Regions from separate parts of the Homo sapiens genome. Here region 1 is linked to region 2. Evidence: chromatin loops called from intact Hi-C (ENCODE). Cell type or tissue: IMR-90. All regions are shown on one strand. Links, peaks and the distances in the headings refer to the core of each region. The heading gives the core; the rest is flanking DNA.

Region 1 (8,189 bases), core at 1,361-6,360, 150 kb after region 2:
TCATTGTGGTTTTGATTTGCATTTCTCTGATGACCAGTGATGATGAGTATTTTTTCATGTGTCTGTTGGCTGCATAAATGTCTTCTTTTGAGAAGTGTCTGTTCATATACTTTGCCTACTTTTTGATGGGGTTGTTTGCTTTTTTCTTGTAAATTTGTTTAAGCTCCTTGCAGATTCTGGATAGTAGCCCTTTGTCAGATGAGTAGGTTGTGAAAATATTTTCCCATTCTGTAGGTTGACTGTTCACTCTGATGATAGTTTCTTTTGCTGTGCAGAAGCTCTTTAGTTAAATTAGATCCCCCATTTGTCAATTTTGGCTTTTGTTGCCATTGCTTTTGGTGTTTTAGTCATGAAGTCTTTGCCCATGTCTGTGTCCTGAATGGTATTGCCTAGGTTTTCTTCTAGGGCTTTTATGGTTTTAGGTCTTACATTTAGGTCTTTACTCCATCTTGAGTTAATTTTTGTATAAAGAGTTAATATTTGGTATCAATTTTAATATGTGATATATAATATCAACATTTCATTTACATTTTTTCTTAATTATTTAATAATGGCATTGGTAACATTATGGAAGGGAGATATATCTTTAAATGCTCATTTTAATCCATGCTGTTGCTAAGTCTTATATACATTACCCACATTACCAAATTTTCTTCATTTTATTTCTATTAAGAGTATCTTTAATATTCTACATATATGTGCAGCAGCTTCATTTTCAAATTCTCTTATTAATTTTCTTTTTTATTAACAAAATATCTTTAATATTCTTTTTTCTCTATATATTTGTAAACGAATATGTCTCTTCCAAATTTTATATCAAAAATTTATCTTTCTGATTGCATAGATTAAAAGTATCAAAACGAAATAAGCATCATGTAAAATGTTGTTCAGTTTCAAAATAACTGAGCATCATGTGAATGTCTTGAATATTTTCTGTTCCTGTGTCTTCTTTACTACTTTCTTTTCTATTAGATGAATATTCTCTAGTGTAGCATTTTAATTCCTTTAATAATTATATTTTTAAAATTATTTTCTTAGTGGTTTCTCTAGGGTTTACAATAATAATCTTAACTTATCTATATCTACCTCAGCACCATATTAACATAATCTAGTGATACGTAGAAACTTTGCTTCTATATAGTTTCAATTGCTTATTATTTTTATGCTTTGTTATTAGTGATTAACAGAAAACCAAAGATGTTCAAAGTCCTTCAAATCTGGCAGTATTCTATTGCTAAACTCTATAGGATTTGTAGAATTTTATTTTATTTTTTTTCAGATGGAGTCTTGCTCTGTCACCCATGCTGGAGGGCAGTGGCGCGATCTCGGCTCACTGCAAGTTCCGCCTCCCGGGTTCAAGCCATTCTCCGCCTCAGCCTCCCAAGTAGCTGGGACTACAGGCGCCTGCCACCAAGCCCAGCTAATTTTTTGGTATTTTTAGTGGAGATGTGGTTTCACCATGTTAGCCAGGATGGTCTTGATCTCCTGACCTTGTAATCCGCCTGCCTCGGCCTCCCAAAGTGCTGGGATTACAAGTGTGCGCCACTGCACCGGGCCAGCAAAGGACTTTTAAGAATTTTTTCTGCCTTACCTTGTTGAAAATCTGAAGTTTTTCTATATTTCTACATTTAATAATAAGTCTGATGTTCAAATAATCTCGTCAGAAATCTTCTTTCTTTGGCATTGACTTCATTCTCAAGTAGGACATCAACCAGTATCTTCAGGCTTGCAAAAAAACAATTTATTATCTCTGTGGGGGGGTGGGGGGGAGTCCCCAATAGGTCCAGTTGAGGTCCCTGCATCTGTGGTTTTTGTCCTAGATTAGGTTATATGAACATCTTAGAACCAACATTGGAGCCAGGAAAATGAATTGCTCTGAGTGACCTGGTTGGGAACATGTTACCCAACTGAACTCAGGTGTGCCTGCTCAAGGCAGTAAAGCCAAACATGGTCATTGGTATTGAAGTGACAGAAACTGAGACATTTATTGGAGAGCACCAAGTAAGGAGAGTTGGACAGATAATGTTTAAGACCCAAACTCCCATATGGCTTATAAGATAAGGGCTTTTAAAGATTGAGAGGCAGAGGTTATGGGCAAAGTTATAAGTCAACATAGAGGGGCTACACGTTGTTTTGACCTAAAGTGGGAGACATCTCAAAGCGAGGAACCACAGGTCCACAAGTTATAGGTGGATTTAGATTTTTTGATTTGAGATTGGTTACGGAAGTGAAACTTTGTCTAAAAATTTGGAATTAGCAGAAGATAAAGTTTGCTCTGGCTCATGAGAGTGACTTTTTTGGGCCTCCACAGGAAGAAATTTAGAACAAAGGAAAGTGGTCAGAGTTTAGTCTTCATCTCTCTCTTATTTGAGGTCTATGTGTCAACACATAAAGACATAAACCTCCTTATCTGAGATATATGTTTGGTGGGGGTCTGGGTTTTTTGAAAAACAGCTCAGGGACGTATGTTAAGATGTTATCTTCAGTTTTTATAGGGAATTATTCTTGTGACTCTGTTATATTTTGGCTATTATTTTAAGCTACTGTTATCTTTTTGTTATTTATTTTGTGGGGCTTGCTAGGTGTCTGGAATTTCCTTTGAAAAAATTCGAGATTTTTTTTTTTTTAATTTTCGTGTTTGGGAGGGGATACCTAGCACCTTCCTAAGAGGGGTCCCTGTTTCATTTCAATGTCTACCATAATTGTGGATTAGGAGTGGTGCAAGCTCTCTGAATTACGGGGGTTAAGAACAGGAAGAAATGCTTTCCCCAAAAATTGGAATTATTACTTACATGAAGAATGAATGAGTCCTTGTAAGACAAAATCAACAGATGTGATCTATGTATAAGCTTATATTATTATTTAATACATAAACCAGGAAACTTTTGAGGGTGAAAGTTTTAACAAAAACTATTTTTTAAGAGGCATTAGTCATCAAAATAAGTGAGTCTTAAACTTATACTGACTTGTAAAACAGAAGAACTAGATGAAACTGACATACAACACAAACTAAATTCCAATTGAACATCAACAGTTCAGACCCATATATTCCAAGTTAAAATAAAAGAGAAACTGATATAACAGGACTTAACGTGTTCCAAAGCCCACTGACTGGTTGAGCAACTTCAGTAGTTTACAAATTCTCACCAATCTCTGCTAGATCTTCTTTACTAACTTTTTCCCTAAAACCACTCTATATGACTAACTTCAACCTTCAAATTCCCTAAAACCACTCTATATGACTAACTGCAACCTCAAATTCCTCTTTTGAGACACTTCTGAGACTCTGCCAAAGCAGTGCTCTCCTATGTTCAACACATTTAATAAATTCGGCTTCATATGGTCAACAGCTTTCACTAATGGTCTTTGTAAGGAGACTTCATGATGCCCAGGAAAGTGCCTAGACTTTTAAAGTGAAAACATGGAGTTTGGTGTGGCTGAAGCTGAGTGAATAAGAAGGAGTATAGTGGGAAATAACGTGAGAAGGTAAGAGGTGCACACCATGGAAAGCCTTATTGGCCATTTTAAGGATTGATGTTATTGTAAGTGAAAAGTGAGTCACTGAAAGATTTTGAGAAGAGAAATGATATGCATTTACTTCATGTCAAAGGTCTTGCTCTAGCTGTTGAGCTAGGAATAGAATATAGGAGGACAAAGGTGGAAGAAAGTTGGCCAGTTAAAAAGCTATTGAAATAATCAAGGCAAGAGATAGTGATAGATCAGCTAATGTCATAGCAGTAGAGACAGTGCAAAAATATCAGACTTTGGGTATATTTTCTAAGTGTGGACCAGTGCGATTTACTAATGAGCTAGATGTGGGAATAAGAGAAAAAGAAGAGTCAGGGATGATTCCAAAGTTTATGACCACAGCAACTAGAAGGATAAAATTGCCACTTCCTTCTTGGAAAAGACTGGCACATTACAGGCTTGTGAGAGAATTTGAGTAAATTGGTTTTGGACATTACTATGGGAAGAATTGTGGTCTTCTCAAAATTCATGTTGTGAACACCTAGCTCCCCACATAAATTGTAAGTTTACGTGGATATAGGGCCTTGAAAGAGATAATTTAGTTAAAATGAAGTGATTGGGATGGGCCCTAATCCAATGACTGGTGTCATAGATGAGGATATTAGGACACAGACACACACACAGAGAAGGCAGCCATCTACAAGCCAAAAAGAGAGGTCTCAGAAGAAACCAACCCTACTGATACCTTGATCTTGAATTTCTAGTTTCCAGAATTGTGAGAAAAATGAATTTCTATTGTTTAATCCACCCAGATTGTGTTGCTTTATTATGGCAGCCCTAGCAAACTTGGGAGTCATTGTCATACAGAGGGTATTTAAGGATATTAAACTGGGTGAGGTTACAAGGAGAATGACTGCAGATAAAGAATAGAAGGTATCCAAGAAACAAGCCCTGCAAAATTTCACTTTTAGAGGCTGGAGATAAGAACAAAAATGTCTCAACAAAAGAAACTGTGAAAGAGTGACCAGTCAGGAAATTAACAGATTGAAATATCCTGGAAACCAAGTCAAGAAATTGTTTTCTATACAAAGGAGTAATTAATTAATTGTTTTAAATGCCCCTGATTGTGCAACAGGTTGAAGATTGTGAATTTTTAATTATATTCAGAAATGTGGAGATCATCGGTGACACTATCAAGGAAACTTTGATGAAATAGGAGAGGAAGTAAAAGTCTAATTAAAATAGATTTAAAGTGGAGAATGAGAGATGTGGAATTGAGACTAATTTATCTTTTTGTTTTATTATGTGCCTAGCACAGAAGTCTCATTGAATCTATATATTAGATCTTTTAAAAATAAATGTTTTTATCTGATTTCCAAATCTGCAAAGCTGAAGCACAGAGCCTTCATGGAAGTGATCTTTTAAAATACCTTGAGAAGTTCCCTGCTGAGTTTCTCAGAAACCTTTCAAAACATTAGTCATGACATGCTTTTATAGAGAAATTTACTTGTAGAGTAGCATCCCTATCAATAATGTAATATCAGAATGTGCTTCAAATTTTGTTTACTATAAAGAAGTAATAACTTCTTTAGGTAATTATTTGCTGTTTTTCATTTGATACTTTAATGGATTTCCTCAGAGCACAAATAAATTACATTAAATAATTTCAACTGAAGAATTGGTTATATAAATTAGATTTACTAGTAAATCCTATTAATATGCCTTTTTATATCAAGACATAAAGGCATTGTTTTAGAGATACAGACTTTCAAGAGAATGAAAACATTATCTAATGCCATATGGAACTTTTCTGTAACCTAGTAGCTTTAACTACATTAGGTTGTATCTGTTGGTTATTTAGTACATTTTAATAGCAATCTGAATAGTGACATTTTGGTTAATGCAATTTTCAGCTGATAACAAGTGGGTATTCTGTGGTTTATTTTTAAACTTTTTTCTTAGACGTTATTAACTCATTATTAAAAACACTTTATTTTGTAAATAAACATAGTACACATATATATTTAGGAGGTACATAAGTGATATTTTGATATATACAATGTGCAGTGACCAAATCAGGGCAATATGCATATCTGGCACCTAAAATAGTAATCATTTCTTTGCGTTGGGAACATTCAATATCCTCTCTTCTAGCTATCTGAAAATATATAATAAATTATTGTTAACTATAGTCAGCCTCTAGTGCTATAGAACACTAGAACTTATTCCTCCTATCTAATTGTAATTTTATATTCCTTAACAGATCTATCCCTACCCTATCCTCAGTCCCACTTTCTCAGTCTCTAGTAAACATTAGTCTACTGCTTACTTCTGTGAGAGCAACATTTTTAGCTTCTGCATATGAGTGAGAACGTGGCTTTCTCACTTTCTGTTTCTAGCTTATTTTACTTAACATAATGATCTCCAGGTTCATCCATGTTGCTGTGTATTTCATTCTTCCCCACGGCTAAATAGTATTCTATTGTGCATATATGCCATATTGTCTTTATCCATTCATCTGTTGATGGACGCAGGTTGATTCCATATCTTAGCTATTGTGAGTTGTGCTGTAACAAACATGGGAGTGCAGATATCTCTTCAATACACTGATTTCCTTTTCTTTGGATATACACCCAGTAGTAGAATTGCTGGACCATATGATAGTTCTAGTTGTAGGTTTTTGAGGAAATTCCATATCATTCTCCATAATGGCTGTACCAGTTTACATTCCCTCCAATAGTATGTAAGAGTTCCTTTTTCTCCACATTCTCACTACCATTTTGTTGTTGTTGTTGTTGTTTTGTTTTGTTTTGTCTTTTTGGTAATAGCCATTTTAACTGGAGTGAGATGATATCTCATTGTGGTTTTGTTTGCATTTCCCTGAATGAAATGTTGTTAGGCATTTAAAAGATAAATTTGTTGTCCATTTGTATGTCTTCTTTTGAGAAATGTCTTCTCAGATTGTTTGTTCATTTTTAACTGAATTATTTGTGTGTTTGTTTGTTTTGCTGTTGAGTTGCTTGTGTTTCTTGTATATTCTGGATATTAATTCCTTGTTGGATAAAAAGTTTGTAAATATTTTCTCCCGTCCTTAAGTTGTCTTTTCATTCTGTTGATTTTTTCTTTTGGTGTGCAGAAACCTTTTAGTTTGATACAATTTCATTTGTCTATAAAATTAATACTTAAGAGACGATTGCAAACTAAAGACGTTTCTAATATTTAAGAGCAAAAAGAGGCTATATGGTAGATGTTATTAATGTATCTTCACATTTATTCATACATTAAACATGTTTTTGTAGGTTCCTCTTTTGGGCCCTATATTATGCTGGCTATTGTAAATAAATAGGCTAAGCAAACAGGCATGGTCCCTACCTCACAGACCGTGTAATCTAATGGACGAGAAGACTAACAAATAACCAAACAATACATAATTAAAGTTTGTGATAAGCTCTACCATAGTGATAATATTAGGAGTATAATTCCTAAGGTCAAATAATAAAAATGTAATTGCTACTTGGGAAACATTTTATGAGAGAAACTATAAAAAGACTTCAGTGGTCTATAGAATGTAAAGGAAAATACTTTAGATGGCACGATCAAGAAAAATCAGAGATGATAATTAATTTGAGATATGGATGATAAGAGGAAACCCTCTAAGCAAAGAGTGGAAGACAGAGTGCTCCTAGCAAAGTCTTGAGTTAAAAAAGAGATTAGAAGCTGAAAAAGAACAGGAGCTCTCACTCACTAAGAGTGAGAGCTCAGTGGTTTGAAGTAAAATTATAAAGACAGGGAGAAAGATCATCTTTTTTGGCCTTGTAGGATTTCATGCTAATCCCAATGGGAGACCTTCTAAAGGTTTTAAACAAAGAAAAATAATGTTTTAGAAAGGTCACTCTGCTTTCTGTGTGAAAAATGAATCAGAAAAGTACAGTCAAGGAGACTGGCTGGAAGGCTCCAGAAATATTCTAAAGTAAGAAAGGGATTGTGTGGAAGAAATGGTTGTAGAAGTAAGTAGTGGACTGAGCAAATATTGGAAATAGAATTAAATGGACTTACTGATAAATTAGATATAGGAGATGTGGCAGTACACTTCCATAGGAATTACATAATCTTCCACTGAAGAATCCAGTATTTTGTGTGCCTCTCCAATGAACTGAAGAGCAGTTCTTTGCTCTTCTAGAAATATGTCTAAATAAATGAAAGCACTATTTATGATGTTGATGCTTGTTTCCCAGTTATTATGTGCTCACATTCAAAATTCCTTAAAGCATAAAAATAGAATTAAATATACAACTGAGAAATAAGGATACATCCTATTAGTCAAAAAGGAAAGGAATGCTGAATAGGAACTCTCTATAAAACACATATACATGCAAACAAAACACACCCTTTTAGAATGCAACTCTTAAAACATTTTTTTTTCACTCACAAGAAAAAATATATTACCTCAACTTAGAGTTTATTGCGTAAATCATTCATCATAGTGGCCCAAATGAAAGTCATGGCCTTCTTATAAGTAGAATCACTATTAAAAATCTCTTCTTGAATTTCAGATGTGCCAAACTAGTTTAAATATATTTAAAGCTTATATTCATGCTGTTGTATTGTAAAAAGAAAGAGTATTTCTTACTGATTACTTTGGAATTTCATTCTAGCTAAGACAGCATAGTTGAAACCAAAGAGAAAGTTTTACTTAGTCAATAAAACTGCATTTTAGCTTA
Region 2 (8,189 bases), core at 2,193-7,192:
AGTTGTAAACTCTTCTGACTTTTATTGTTGCTGATTTAAAGGTATATATTTTTTCTCTGTCTACTTTTAAGGATTTCTTTTTGTCATTCATTTTTAATAGCTTTAACATGATGTAACTAGGGGAACAGTTTTTAAATTTTTTTTTTCTCCTTGACATAATAGAGCTTCTTGAATCTGTGCCTTAAAGTTTTCCTGCTGTTTTGGAAATATATCAGCTAGCATCTCCTCAAATATTGCTTCTACCTTCTGTTTCTCTTCTTCTAGGAATTCTGATTACAGGTCTGGCATACATTGTTTTGTTTGTTTGTTTGTTTAACCATGTTCCAGCTATCTCTCATTCATTTTTGTGTTTTTTATAATTTTCTCTCTCTGTACTTCATTTTGTGTATTTTCTACATAGATATCTTTCAATCACTAATCCTCTCTGCAGTTGAGTCTAATTAACTATTAAACCCATCTGTTGAGTTTTAATTTTGGTATTGATATTTGTCAGTCCTATAATTCTCATTAGTCTATGTATTCAGTTCTCTGTTGAAATTTTCTTTCTTGGCATCTGTTGTCTTGAATGCTTCAATAACAGTTGTGTCACAGTCTGTTTTTGATAACACCAATGTCTGCATTACCTGTAAGCCTGTTTCTTTTGTCTGTTTTTATTTTCTTATTTTAAGCATTTCCAATATTTTAATGGATGGAAACCATCCTGCATTTTGTTTTTTCTTCCCATGTCTTACTTTCCCAACATTTATTTATGCAGTGCACATAAAGAAACATGATTTTAACCATTATCCCAATGAAGTGTTGTCTATTTAAGCTACATACGATAAATCCCTGTGTTTAAAATAACACTACCGCAGAGTATTGGTTCCAGGACGCCCACACCCCTTCCTGTACCAATGCGGGATACCAAAATCCATGAATAGGCCTTTATATAAAATGACATGGTATTTGCATATAACCTACATACATCTTCCTGAATACTTTAAATCATCTCTAGATTGTTTATACTACCTAGTACAAAGCAAGTGCTGTGTAAATATTGCTATACTGTGTATCCAAAATTTGTATTTTTTTAATTGCTGTTTTTTAAATCAAATATTTTCTGGAAACAGAATCATGGACAGAGTGCTGACTATATACATATGAGGATATATGTGTAGACTTTTCATTTTCTTCATAAACTTAGAGAATGAACTCCAAGTTGTTGATACACACTTACAAATGGTTGACTCTATTGGAAACATAATAGAGTTTAAGTACTCATGGCTTTAAAGCCTTAAAAAATTAGTTATGGGTGTGTATTTCTAAAATGGGATTATAAATATCCTACAAACATACATAATTTAGTAGTGAAGTTTTTGATACTTATAAGTTTTACATTTTAACCATTTATGTTAAACTTGTTTAAAAAATATATATAGTCATGATCTATTCAAAACATGAAAAGAACAGCCATAAATAAAACCAAATACAAGAATTTTATTGCATCATATTCTTTACAGCTATTCTAGAAAATAATTGTATTGTAGAACACATAGGTTTGGAAAATGTAATGTCAAAACTTTTTTGAGTATATGTTCATTTAATCTGATTTTCAAAATTATTTGACACATTGAAATAAGAAATGTTTTATTGAACCAAGTACACCAACCTTTTGCTAAGTTACATTTTCATAATTTATTTCAATTCTTAACAACCCAAGTTGAAAAATTGTGCAGCTAATTCCCAAAATAAAAGATTGCCTTGTCATCTGCCTTTTTCTATTTTTGTAAAACTGGACCAATTCTCATTCAATCAACACAGTTTTTAGGATTTATTTACGTAGTTTCACAATAGTAAAATTCCTGGAGCTCAAAGTTATAGATTTCCCAAAGCTTAGTTTCATGTTAACTTGTATGTCCATATTATTTTATTTTTAAGGGTGAGATCAAAGAAATTAAGAGTCCAAACAATTATTTTAACATAATAGTACAGGAAATGTGACCAAAGAATGCACTCATCAGTTACACATGTGAAATATCTCAACTTCAAAAGCAGAAAAAGTCCATTCCCTGCCCTCCCCTCATCTTCCCCCACCACCTGCCACCATAAGAATTCTATAGATTACTGTAACCTGTGTATCACTGCATTCAATTTATGTAATCAGTGAGAAGAAACAGTGATAAGATCAGTTTAAAAATTTACACATTTATCATGTGCATTAATGTTTTAAACTCAACTGAACCTTTTTGTTCTCTTTCCCTCAACAAATCCCTGTGTTTAATAGGGGACATTCAGAGTGAATTTTAAACTTCCTGTCTTCCCAGTCTCAAAAGCCTAATCTCAGCTACCATTACTTCTAATTTGCTTTCTTCAGAGAGAAAAAAAAAAATAAAGTTGTGATCTTGAGCCTCCTGCGATTCCATTTAATTTTTATACCTTTAATTTGTATTTATGGTTACTTCTCCTCTGTGTTCCATCATGACAGTCCTCTAGAGTGAGTTGCTTGCTTCCCTGCTGCTAGTGTCTCAGGTTATTATTCCTTTTTCTTGCCTTTTAACCATTAAACATTTGAAAGAAGTAGTTTCCATAAAGGGCTCTACTTCCTTACTTTTTCCTCCCAGCCCTGCAGTCTGAATTTTGCTTTCCTTCCTCTCCTAACCTGTGTCTCATAGGCTACTGTCGTCCACATGACCAAGACATGCCTGCAACCTTGTAATATCCTTTAGTCTCTTCCACTCCTCTGTAAGTAGTTTGCCTTTAATTCTCTTACCATTGGTTTCTGTGTTATTTCTCTTTTTGTTCTTTCCCTGTCTCTTCAACTGTTGTTTCTTGATTTTCTTTGCTCTTTCCATCTGTTGAAAGTGAATGTTTTAAAGACTTTTAGCTTTGGGTCTGTTCTCTCTCCACATTTTATTTCTTACTGCTGCTTTCTACCTTCATACTTTGGCACTATTGCTATTTACAACCTGATGTGGCCTGTCTTCTGAACATTAGCCTATGTGATTCTAGCTGGTGGTCCAGCATATTTACCTGTGGCCCACTGGCCTATCAAATGCAGCATGTCCAAAATAGTAGCTAGAAGAATGGAAAACTCACTACACTTTTTCTCATCCTCTCTCTCTGTTAAAGGCATCATCACATTCCTAGATGCCAAGACTACAGTATCTTGGAATCACATAATGATTCATTCCTCTCTCATTGTATACCTTCACTTTTGTCATCAGGCACTGGGTTTTGTTTCTTTTTTTTCTTTTTCTTAAAATAGAGATGGGTTCTCGTTATGTTGTCCAGGCTGGTCTAGAACTCCTGAACTCAAGTGATCCTACTACCTCAGCCTCCCAAAGTACCAGGATTATAGGTATGAGCCAGCACACCTGGCCACAGGCACTGGGTCTTGGAAATTGCCATGTCTACCTCCTTCTAATGCTCTCCATTGCTACCATCCATGTTCTGCCCTCTACATTTGGTAATTACTTGCAACAGTCCCCTTAACTTATCTTGCTAATGAACATTTCTGCTTTCTCCCGTATTCCTGTAGCCACTTGCCTGAATGATCACTGATAATGTCATTCTTTTCTAAATATAAATCTCTGTGTCTTTGCATTCTGCAAGTGCCAAAGAAGCCCTCACTTCATCCAACAACCTGCCTTTCTAGATTTAACATGCTCCTTTTTTTCTGCCTCTGAATCTTTTTTTTTTTTAACTTTCATTTTAAGTTCAGGGATACATGTGCAGGTTTGTTATATAAATAAAATCATGTCACGGGGGCTTGTTGTACAGATCATTTCATCACCCAGGTATTAAGCCTAGTACTCAGTTATTTTTCCTGATCCTCTCCCTCCTCCCACCCTCTACTCTCCAATAGGCCCCAGTGTCTGTTGTTCCTCTCTATATGTCCATGTGTTCTCATCATTTAGCTCCCACTTATAAGTGAGAACATGTGGTATTTAGTTTTCTGTTTCTGTGTTAGTTTGCTGAGGATAATGGCCTCCTCCATCCCTGTTCCTGCAAAGGACATGGTCTTATTCTTATTATGGCTGCCTCTGAATCTTTCCTTTCCCTTTTTTCTTCCAAAAATACTCTTCTCCATCTCCTCCTATTAATATTATATACATAAATATATATATTGTATATATTGTATATATATTTATATTTTAAACACCAAATTTAAATGTTACATGTGATAATTTTAAAATACATTTACAACACTTCAACAATCCTCCCTCCAAAAGGTGGAGCCAATTGTCTCCCTCTTAAGTGCGGATGGGGCTTAGTACCTCCCTTCTAATGAGTAGAACATAGCAGAAGTGATGGCATGAATCATGGGTTATAAAGGCATCATGATTCCCCCTTGCTTTCTTCTGGATTATCCACTCTATGGGAACCCAGCTGCTGTGTCATGAGATGACTCAGCAGGTTATATAGAGGCTGTTGGGGTGAGGAGCTGAGTCCTCCCACCAACAACTGTGTGAGTAAACCATCTTGGAAACAGATACTCTTTCCCAGTCAACTTTAGATGACTGCAGCTTTGATTCACAAGTGACTCTGAATCAGCACTGCCCAGTCAAGTTCCTCTCAGGTTCCTCACCCACATAAACTGTGAGATTATAAGTGTGGTTGTAAGCCACTAAATGTTGGGAACAATTTGTTATGCAGCAATAGATAACTAATACAGTATATTTTCGAGGAGATCTAGTCTCTATTAGTAAGATAATATTTCTCCTGAGAATTTTTTATTTATACCATCAACCTGTTCCTTGTCACAGTCTATTCATATTGTGGTTATTTGTTAATACATTTTATAATTTTGTGTATTAGGGCAAATTTTTCCAAGTCTATACTATTTAATGAAACATGTAAATACATAAAAGCTCAAAATATGAACCAAAGTTCTGGTTATCTGTTTAGTATCTTAATACTTCATATTTTGGGAAATTTCTAGGTATAAATGTTTATCATCACCAGGTGGTTCTTAAATGGCATCCTCATCTTAAGCTTCACATTTCTGATTATGCTGTATGTCCAACATACATGAACCAATTAAAGAATTACGATTCTACTACATTAAGTTGTATATACAGCCAGTATCTAAATCTAAATTCAGATACATGAATATATATCTATATGTGTATAGTTAAGCATAGATATATATAGATAGAGAGGGGAAATGATTCTTTTTTTACAAGAACCTTCTTAAGTTTAGTGCCAAGGAGTTTCCTTTGATAATATTTATATGCAGAGAAATATAAAAGGGGCCTCCAATGAGTAATTTATAGTGCACATGTATGTATGTGTGAGGTCTCAATATTTATTACTGTAGCCATTCTACTTCTGTCCATTTTGGAAATGATTTGACATTCTAATCACTTGAAGTGTTATAGGTGATAAAAGATCACTGGTTTCTTCTCACCTTATTTTAACCCGAGTCAGTATGTTTTATTATGGTCAAAGATCAACACTCTTCATTATTCCATGAAGTAAACTGTGTTCCTTTCCACTAGGTCCTTTATATTTTTCTGTAGAGGCTTAACTTAAGGATGAGGGAGAAGGGTTCTTTCAAAGCTTATATTTAAGTATGTCTTTTGTGCTTTCATCACATAAATGCTGTATATGGGTAACCATTGGCCTTCAGGGATTGTAGTGTCCATTGATTTAAGTGGTTCTTGCAAGTGCTCTGTATCTGAATTCAGGAAGCAGTGAATCTGGCAAGAATTTACAAACTTAAGTCCTAGGAACTTTTTTTTTTTCCCTGACAGAATTTGGTAAGATGGTACATTGGTCTATGTGGATTCTGATGAATCTCTTGATTTTGTTTAGGATGATAGTCTCATAGGTAAATTGGGGAAATATGATACGCATTCTGTAACTTAACATATTTGTGTGATGTCTGCTAAGAAAATGCACACTCATGCCATACAAAATGTACAAATAAGTCTAGTTTATGCAGGTATCTTATACTTGAGAGAACACAGTTGAAGAGATTTTAATTAAGAATCTATGCCATCTTAGGGAACCTAAGAAGTAGAACTCCACAGGGGTTTGGCCTCAACCATCTGGTGTTTAACAAATTTTGATTTTTACTGGAATAGAATACAAAGCCTGCTACTTAAGTTTTTTTGTGTAGTTGATGACATATTGGAAAGGGTAACAGGCCCTTAGAATTTAGAATTCAAATACAAAATGGCTTCTTTGGTCAGAAAACTTAGAAGCAGGGACAAATCTGATATTGTGGTTTTTGAAAAGACACTGTGAGACAGCTTAGGGCAGTGGTTGAGAGCATGAACTCGGGATCCAGACTGCCTGGCTTTGAATCTCAGCTCTACCACTTAGCTTTTACAGTGTCTTATGTATGATGCTACACATGCCTCAAAGAGTCTTTCATTTGATCTTTGAAAACATTGTGGGTAAGGTATTATGTTCCCATTGTTCACATAGAGACTGAGATTTCAAGAGGTTAAGTAATTTGACCAAGGTCAGCAGCTGAATCCAAGACTGACACCTAAGTCTCTGACTGCAAAGCCTAGGTCTTAACTCATGCATTACCAGTGGTGTTAAAAGTACTGTATTGTGTAGATTCTGTAACTCAGAAAGGATGTGGGGAAACAACATCCAAAACTGTATCAGTGAGAAAAACATTACAAAGAGATATTGAAGAAATGATTACTATTGAGTATGAAGAGAACAAATTTGGTTTACCTAGAAAAGCCATAGTCTTGGAAAGGTCTTGGGACAGATTCAATAGCATTTCAAGGTCTCCTCAGTCTTTATTATTTTAGCCTTGCATAAAATTCTATTATACCTCCGTGGGACTTGTACATTTATTTTCATAAGATATGTAGTGTCTTTTTCATATCCTCAGGTAGATGTGCCAATTTGTGCTTCTGATTTTTACTACTTTTTAAACTTTTTAAGCAGTATCTTTTAAGCAATATTACTTTTACAAGCAATATCTATTCAAACTCAGTTATTGCACCACAGTTTTAATACACATTTACATATCAAGCATCATATATTCTGGAACTGAATATGTGAAGTTGACATTCATAGTTTTTATATTTTATGTAGTATGTATGTTGTATGTAATGATTGTTTTTGTTGAGAGGGACTTCTACTGAATTAGGGAAAAATGGGTTCTGAAACTAGTAACCAGTAACATGGCATAGGTTTGTTTTGTTTTGTTTTGAGATGGCGTCTCGCTCTGTTACCCAGGCTGGAGTGCAGTGGGGTGATCTTGGCTCACTGCAACCTCCGCCTCCCAGGTTCAAGTGATTCTCCTGCCTCAGCCTCCTGAGTAGCTGTGATTACCTTTTTGTTTTGTTTTGTTTTTTAGATGGAGTCTTGCTCTATCACCCAAGCTGGAGTGCAGTGGCATTATCTCAGCTCACTGTAACCTCCACCTCTGCCTCCTGGGTTCAAGCTGTTCTCCTGCCTCAGCATCCCTGGTAGCTGGGATTACTGGGCCATGCCACCATGCCCAGCTAATTTTTGTATTTTTAGTAGAGACAGGGTTTCACCATGTTGGCCTGGCTGGTCTCAAACTCCTGACCTCGTGATCCCCCCTGCTTGGCCTCCCAAAGTGCTGGGATTACAGGTGTGAGCCACCGTGCCTGGCAACATGGCATAGGTTTAAAACAAACAAAGGAAAAAAATACAACCATTGATAAAATATCTCATCAACTGATTATACCAAAAGCATAATCTTAACATTCTACCTTTCTGGATTTGGCTACCTTGTAGCATCCATCTCGAATGATGCAAAAAACAAGAAATGAACAAATTATCCACTGAGCAGCCAAAACAGACATGCAAAGCTTGTTGGTAGAAGAAGCCTCCTGGTCCTACCTCAGAGCTCATTTACCCTTGTTTTATACATAATTCAAAGTTCTCTGATCTTCTTTCCACACCCACATCAGATTATAAGTATGAAATTGGAACACAAGAGGCCAGTCCACACTGATAAGAGAAGGAAGGGTTAGCTTGACGTCTAAAAGGAAAACAAGAAAGAGAAATACTGTTAAGAAGCGTACAAAAGAATACCATAAACACAGCAGCATAAAGCAAAAGAATATGGCCACTGCCACTCTCAATAGCCTTTAAAATTGTCAATGTCTCAGAGTATTTTTAAATAATACTAAATTTAAATTATGTTCTGGACACTATTTCTGAGAAGTCAGGAAAGTATCTTCTATATTTAATAGTATTTTCCATTT

The links. A loop is a pair of places that touch in the nucleus more often than their neighbours do. Peaks named below come from ENCODE experiments on the same cell type or tissue, not always from the same donor. Only the 100,000 strongest peaks of a DNase experiment are listed, where the experiment ranks them.
Region 1: it touches region 2 in a loop (1.8-fold over the local background); 1 of 110 quality-filtered maps calls a loop at or near these places.

What each region holds. Positions count from the first base shown.
Region 1 is chr6:55,037,103-55,045,291 of GRCh38, forward strand. No RefSeq gene overlaps it. Among named protein-coding and RNA genes, the nearest start is that of HCRTR2, 130 kb to the right of the region's middle. In IMR-90, for the core only: no CTCF peak of the experiment used is centred there; a DNase peak (open chromatin) is centred at 3,249; H3K27ac peaks cover 145 bases.
Region 2 is chr6:54,888,598-54,896,786 of GRCh38, forward strand. All of the region lies in intron 2 of FAM83B (family with sequence similarity 83 member B), which reads left to right. Among named protein-coding and RNA genes, the nearest start is that of FAM83B, 46 kb to the left of the region's middle. In IMR-90, for the core only: no CTCF peak of the experiment used is centred there; a DNase peak (open chromatin) is centred at 4,454.